Regions from separate parts of the Homo sapiens genome. Here region 2 is linked to region 1. Evidence: chromatin contacts called from ENCODE Hi-C or POLR2A ChIA-PET data. All regions are on one chromosome and are shown on one strand. Each heading gives the region's core, a stretch centred on a gene start or an enhancer-like site at or near the end of the contact. The rest is flanking DNA. Distances are from core to core; before and after follow the strand shown. Region 1 has its middle 330 kb from the start of F9. Region 2 has its middle 210 kb from the start of FGF13-AS1.

Evidence for each region. A loop is a pair of places that touch in the nucleus more often than their neighbours do. ChIA-PET counts read pairs that join two places held with the same protein, here RNA polymerase II (POLR2A). Pooled maps may share reads with other maps.
Region 2: a map of PC-3 shows a loop between it and region 1 (9-fold over the local background). The contact joins two enhancer-like sites. A Hi-C loop is called at or near these places in 3 of 168 maps with a recorded cell type or tissue (A673, PC-3 and gastrocnemius medialis) and 2 of 50 pooled maps. POLR2A ChIA-PET finds 5 or more read pairs at or near these places in 1 of 52 experiments (MCF 10A).

Annotation. Positions count from the first base shown.
Region 1 is chrX:139,199,662-139,202,909 of GRCh38, forward strand. It overlaps a transcript of FGF13 not described here. Among named protein-coding and RNA genes, the nearest start is that of F9, 330 kb to the right of the region's middle. Within about 2 kb of position 1,295, at least 2 of the 41 ENCODE cell types and tissues checked have a DNase peak (open chromatin) inside an H3K27ac peak, as active enhancers do; they include PC-3, where a contact is called at or near this core.
Region 2 is chrX:138,923,845-138,927,239 of GRCh38, forward strand. It overlaps a transcript of FGF13 not described here. Among named protein-coding and RNA genes, the nearest start is that of FGF13-AS1, 210 kb to the left of the region's middle. RefSeq lists an enhancer at 1,670-1,814 and a cis regulatory region at 1,737-1,747. Within about 2 kb of position 1,712, at least 4 of the 41 ENCODE cell types and tissues checked have a DNase peak (open chromatin) inside an H3K27ac peak, as active enhancers do; they include PC-3, where a contact is called at or near this core.

The DNA.
Region 1 (3,248 bases), core at 45-2,544:
TGCTGTGGGCATAGACCTCAACTCCTTCCTTCGCCCCACAGCTCACCCTCTGCTTCTTACCCAGGCCCCAATTCAACATCCATTCCCACTCCAACCTCACCCACATCTCCAGACCTAGGACACATACTAAGCCCTTTAAATTATTTGAACTGTGCTGAAAAGAGGCTTAGAGGAAGCAGTACTAAGCTAGAGAAAAGATACAGTACCCCTAACCCATGCCTCAACTTGCTCCCCCTTCTAGCTTTAGCCTTTGTCAATAAAGAAGCTACACGCTGCTACAAATAATTATGAAGAGGATTTGGGTATAATGTGCACTCATTTTCTCCACCTATCCCCAAGAACAGACCAATATTTCTGATTAGAGATCTCCCTGGTCACACCTCCTTAGCAAGGCTATGATCACCTCCTTCAGCACAGAAAAGACCGTGTGGCTTATGACACTGTATGTAAAACCATGGGACCATGATGTCAGAGTGAAAAAAACAAGTCCCTACATGAGTAATAGACAGATGATCACTGTTACTTCTTAATAAGAGGTCACCAACCTCATAATTTCTTGTCGGTAAAATACCTCTAAACATCTGCTTTTGCCTGGCCCAAGTCTGAGAAAGACACTTGATGAAACCTATTATAGTAAACCACAATGATCAAGATGATCTTTTGGAAGGCATTCAGGACTCAAGCCTAGATATGCTGGCTGCATGACCACAGTGACCTGTCCTTCTTCAGTAGGATAGGATAGAAAGACTATTGGAAAGGGCCAGGAAGTGAACAAAAAACGAACTGTGGTGTAAATGCATGGGGCCACTACTACCCATTACAACAGCAGCTGTACAAGTGGCTGGCTTCTTGGGCTATGCATGGAATTGTCCTCCATTGTCCAGCAGCCAGCATGAGCCCAGCCTGACAACAGTGCTGTCTCACCAAGAGAACCCACAGCCCACAGAGCCTTGAAACTTGCCTGGATATGGTGGCTGTTAAGCTAAGCACAAAGGAAAGGGTTGTTGAAAAGAACACACCCAACTCCAAACATGTAGCCACAAACCTAAAGACAGTTTTGAAAGCGAGAATTAGCTAGCATTTTTACTTAATCCAAAAAAGATTTGGTTTTATCTATAGCAGCCTACAAGATTTCCGATGCCACAGGAAAACTGTTGCAACAAACCAGAAACAGCCTTAACTGAGTGCTTTTCCAACAGAAGACTGCTGAAAAGATCTTATGTGACAAGGTAGAGAAGAGTGAGTCAAAGCTAAGAGAATATCTGCTTGAACAAACAAATATTATGCTTTCTTCTTCCCTGAAATGGAAACAGATCCTCCGGTCCAAGAGCCGCGTGACTCAAACTATATACACATCTGCCAATTTTAAAGTTTATACAAAGCATAAATAAATACACAAAAGGCGACTGGCTGCACAAGAGGCCTTTTTAATAGTTTCAAACAGAATCAAGGTCCCCGCCCCCTTTCCAAACAGAACAGCCTATCTTGTCTGGCTACATTTTTGAAAAGGTTATGAAAAAGATCAGTGTCCATCACTGGTCTTAACCTCAGTGAGTTGAAGAAAATGTCATTTAAAAAGACAATCAGCAATTTATGTACTCTTAAGGCCATATTTCATTCAGCAGCACAAAATAATTTACTGGAAACCTACTACCTGTGCTTTAAAAGCTCTGGAAACACTGTACTCTATAATAATTGATGTAGTTATGATACACTGTGGGTATGAGCCCTAACTGATGGGGGTGGGAGGCTGAATTTAAATGAGCAGTAGACTCTGAAAACAGATTATGAAATTCATTCAAACTGTTACTAAATTATTTGATTTCATCCAATCATCTGTCACACCATTGTTCAAAATTAAATGTGTGTATATTCAAGGTATCTATGAAATGCTTGATCCTATATCTTGCTATGTTACAAAGAATATGCCAATTAGTTTTTCAGCTTAAAAAAATTAAAGATGACCTATATATAGGAAATTTGTAAGTAAGGAAAACTCTTCAGAAATATGGTCAACATATATAAACTCTATTGATTAAAAGATAAGTAGACCTTGTACCTTTCATCTCTAATATAAAAAGTAGTCTTTAAAATTTGGTCACATAAGACTTTTCATATACTTGAAAGAAGAAAATACTAATGGCTACTACACACTTAATATTTTGAAAATGCTCTAAATTCAACAACGAACAGAAAGGCTGAAATGGCAATCTTGCTCTTAGCAGCCAAAAGCTTCCCATCTTCTCGGGGAAGTAAACTCCCTTCTTAAAAGTTGCCTTGTAAAATTAATTTATTCTAATTACAGCCATAATTTCAAGTGCTAATTACTCAATTCCTACAGAGGTATGTGGTTTCAAATGTGGTGAGTCAACACAAGAAAATGTTATGACACATGCCTAGTACAAATTTGTATTATTGAATTACAGAAACCTGTCCTGTTTCCAGATGCGTTAATCCATTCTGGACAACTGCAAATTATAAACAGAACAGAAACTCATTTTCTGTGAATGAATTTGGTTTCAGGGTCTCCCAACGGTAGCCTGAAATAAACCTGAAGTAACCACCTGATGGAAATCAGGAACCAAAGTTCCAGAAACAAACGAGAAATACTCCCAGATTCAACAGGGGAATGACGTGCCTAGATCAATCTGGTGCTACATTCTTTAATTACATTTACTTCTCTGGGCCCTCAGTGGAAAACAAAACGATTTAATGACCCTGAAGTCATTTTCCTTTATCATATAAATGCCTGTTTGAGACTCAACAATTAGGGGAGCTCTGGAAACCTACAGCTGTCGTTCTACTTTCCAAAGTTACTCTTTCACTTGGGATTGAATGCTAGCCTTGAGCCAGACCGGGGGCAACAATGACCCGTATGACAACGGATCTAACCCCTCCACAAACTTCCGGAACCTTCAGTCACCCTTTCGCCTATTTGGGGGAGAAATGGCTCCACTTAGAAACAAGGATAAAGGCCTTGAGCTGAAGACTTTGACAACTTTCCGCGGGGGAGGGCTGGTGCTGCCCTAGAATCTCCCGGGAAAGAAAGCTCTGAGAGATGGGGAGAGGCGAGAAGGAGGAGAGGAGAACAAGGAATAGAGAAAGGAGTGGGAGTGAAGGGGGCCTGAGGGCTCAGGAAGGAACTGGGGCCCCCATGAACAAAAGCTGGGACTCCCTGCGCTGCAACCTCACTTCTGCAGTGGGGACTCGGCGTGGGTCGCTGCGGTCCAGTGTGCTTGGGGCCCTCA
Region 2 (3,395 bases), core at 462-2,961, 280 kb before region 1:
CATCATCCATGTGTTAGCTCAAATGCTTATTCCTTTATTTAAAGGAGCAACCCTTACCACCACATCAGGTGCTCTTCAGCCCATTACCAAGGAAATCTCTCTCTAGTGGCATCATTATTGGTGCATTCCTGAATTGAGTAAGGCAGGAAAGGATAACCATGTTGAAACTTTGATACTAGAATGAATAACTTGTTGCAAATGGAAAGTTCCTTTTGATTTTCATGAAGCTTTATGAGGTACTGAGGAGAGGATGTATTAGTCAGTTTGCTTTTTATTGCAAATGGCAGAAACCCCACTCAAATTAGCTTTAGCAATGATGGGAATTTATTGGCTCACATATGGGATGTCCAAGGGGGTATGTTCACTTCAGGCATGCCAGGATCTTATGGTTTGAACAATATCAGCAGCACTCTGCCTTTTTTCTCCATCTCTCAGCTTTGCTTTTCTCTGTGTTGGCTCTATTGTCAGACAGGTTTTTCCCACAGTTGGAAAAGATGGCCACTAGAAGCACCAGGCTCTGGTCTGGAGACATAACCATGAATAGGAAAGATACAGTTCCTGCTCTCTTAGAGGTATGACTTGAGGAATGATGAGCTGTCTGGACATCTACCTCTTGTGACATGATACAGGAGTAAAATGGACAATAATGAAGGCAGCAAGGACATATAGATATGCAAATAATGAAATAAATAAGGTAATTTTAGATGGTGACAACCACTATTTAATATGCCTTTAGGACGTCTTGGTCACAGCTTCCCATATACTTCAATTCTAGCCAGTCTTTATAGAGCACCTATACTGTGCTTCCCTGTGTCAAGGGGTTGGGGTGCAGAATTGAGTAACTGAGTCCATAACCCTGAATGACATACAGTAGTATGCTATGCTCACTCAACTGCCACACAGTAAGCAGAATAGGAAGGAAACCGTAAGGGACATCCTAACCAAGGGACCACCCTAGTAGGTGAACTCCCAGGTGTTTGAGGTAGGGGGAAAGTTAAAAAAAAAAAAAAAAACCTGGTAAAATATTCTATGTATGAAGTGGTGAAGGGCAGAATTAAAGTCCTGGTAGTGGTAATTGAGAAGTGATCAGCCATCAATATATCAATATGCCTGGGTGAATGATGGTTTCCTGAGAGCTACAATGAATTCAAGTAGCAGCAGGTCTCAATGAAAACAGCAGGGCAGAGAGTGATAAGCTTGCTTTGAGACATGTTAGTTTGAAGAATATGTGGAAAGCAGTGATCAATATCATTTCTGTTCCCATTTGTTGAGGGACTTTATGTGCCAAGAAGTATGCTTCATATACATTGCTCCACTTAATTACACATCTATTGTCTCTCGGCAAAGCAGATGTTGGTAGCCCCACTTTTTACTTTTGGGACACTTGAAACTCTGAAAAGTTATGATACTCATGCAAGGTCACACAGCAAGTTACGCCACAGCCAACATTTGACCCCCTACCACTGTCTGACACTTTCTGCCTTACCACCCTGTGTTATCACAATGATACCTTCAAAATCGGCAACCAAAAAGATCTTACTGGCTTACCTTCCCATTAAAATCATTTCCAGTTGAAGAAAGAAGGGGATGACTCAACCCCAACAGGAAGGTTGATTTATTTTGGAAGACTTTTCACAAGACTCTTTACGGAGCTCTCTGACAGTGCTAATTTTAACCAAGTCATTGTGAAGCAACCTTGGATTCCTCTATGCAAGGCAAAGTACAAACACAAGCGTATGACTCAGCACAAAGCAGCTGTGGCTCTCCCTCCACTCCATTACCCACACCCCAAAAGGGATGAGTAACAGGTTCACTAATAAATTCAAAACTTTTTCAGAAAGCCCATCCACATCCCCCACTGCTCCAAGTTTTTAATACTGAGGCTTCAGCATCACTTCCCCAAAAGTCTACCCTGGTGAATATTCTTCCCATAATTCCCTCTTGCTCTGGTGTTGAAGGCAGAATGAGCTTCGTTGTGGGACATGTCCTACAATTGGTAAATGTTAGTATGCATCTGCTTTCTGACACCACTGATCAAAGGGAAAAGAGGGCATGGAAGAGCTCAGATGTAGTAAGAACAGCAACAGCAATGGTCATGGAAATCTGGTCTCGATTTTTGGATGAGGGCCTTTGCATAAAGAGCTCTGAGATGCTTCCCTACCTTACTGTTATTGTGAGAGAGCTGCCCAGGACCCTCTAAACTCAAAGTCTCCCCATGATTTTCTCCTATCTCTCTTGTTGATCTCACTCTCCACTGCCAAGAAATGGAGGTGAGTGGTTCCTCAGACTTTGATCTGGAGTCCACAGCCAACAGCTCAGCAGGTGAGGGGAGTTCTCCCTTGCTCTTCTGAAAAATCTGAAGATCCTCTTTAATGTTGCCTGCCAAGCACATGATGAGTTATTCATTCCACAAAAATATAATAATGCACTACTGTGTTTAAGACACTCCTTTAGGGTTCAGTGACACAGCATGACCCAAACAAAGATTCTTGCTTTCATGAAGTGGGAGAAAACAGACAGTATGCAATCAGCATAACATATAAGTAAATTATGTAGCATAATTAAAAGTATGGTATAATTTGATGAAAAAAGAAAAATGTGAGCAGAATAAGGAGAACAAGGAGTGCCAGAGTGGGAGGTAGGTTGTGGTATTAAATAGGATGATCAATGTGGGCCTCATTGACATTGTGAGCGATAAGCAAAGACTTGAATGAGATGAAGGATTTGGTCCAATAGACATCTAAGAAAAGCCCATTCCATGTTGAACAAACAACCAGTGCAAAGGCTCTAATGTAGGAGCATGCCTAGTATATTTTTAAAACAAGGGGCTGGGCACGGTGGCTCACACCTGTAATCCCAGCACTTTGGGAGGCCGAGGTGGGCACATCCCTTGAGATCAGGAGTTCAAGACCAACCTGGCCAACGTGGCAAAACCCCACTTCTACTGAAAATACAAAAATTAGTAGGGTGTGGTGTGGCGGGCTCCTGTAATCCCAGCTACTTGGGAGGCTGAGGCAGAAAGAATTGCTTGAATCCGGGAGGCAGAGGTTGTAGTGAGCTGAGATCACGCCACTGCACTCCAGCCTGGGCGACAAAGCAAGACTCAGTCTCAAGAAAGAAAAACAAAAACAAAAATACAACAACTAAGCCTATATGGCCAGAGCAGAGTAAGTGAGTCTTATTCAGTCACCTCTTAGAAAGCCAAGATGATTTATTTAGGGCCAGAGTACAAACCTTGCACCAACCGACCTAACGCATTTGAACAAACCACCCAAATGAAAGCTCTAGTACTATCTTCATAGCTCCATCGTCACTACAGAAACAGGCCAAATTCAAAAACAATGTGTTAAATGGATGAATGAAAGAATGAATAAATGAATGTAGAACTGTAACTT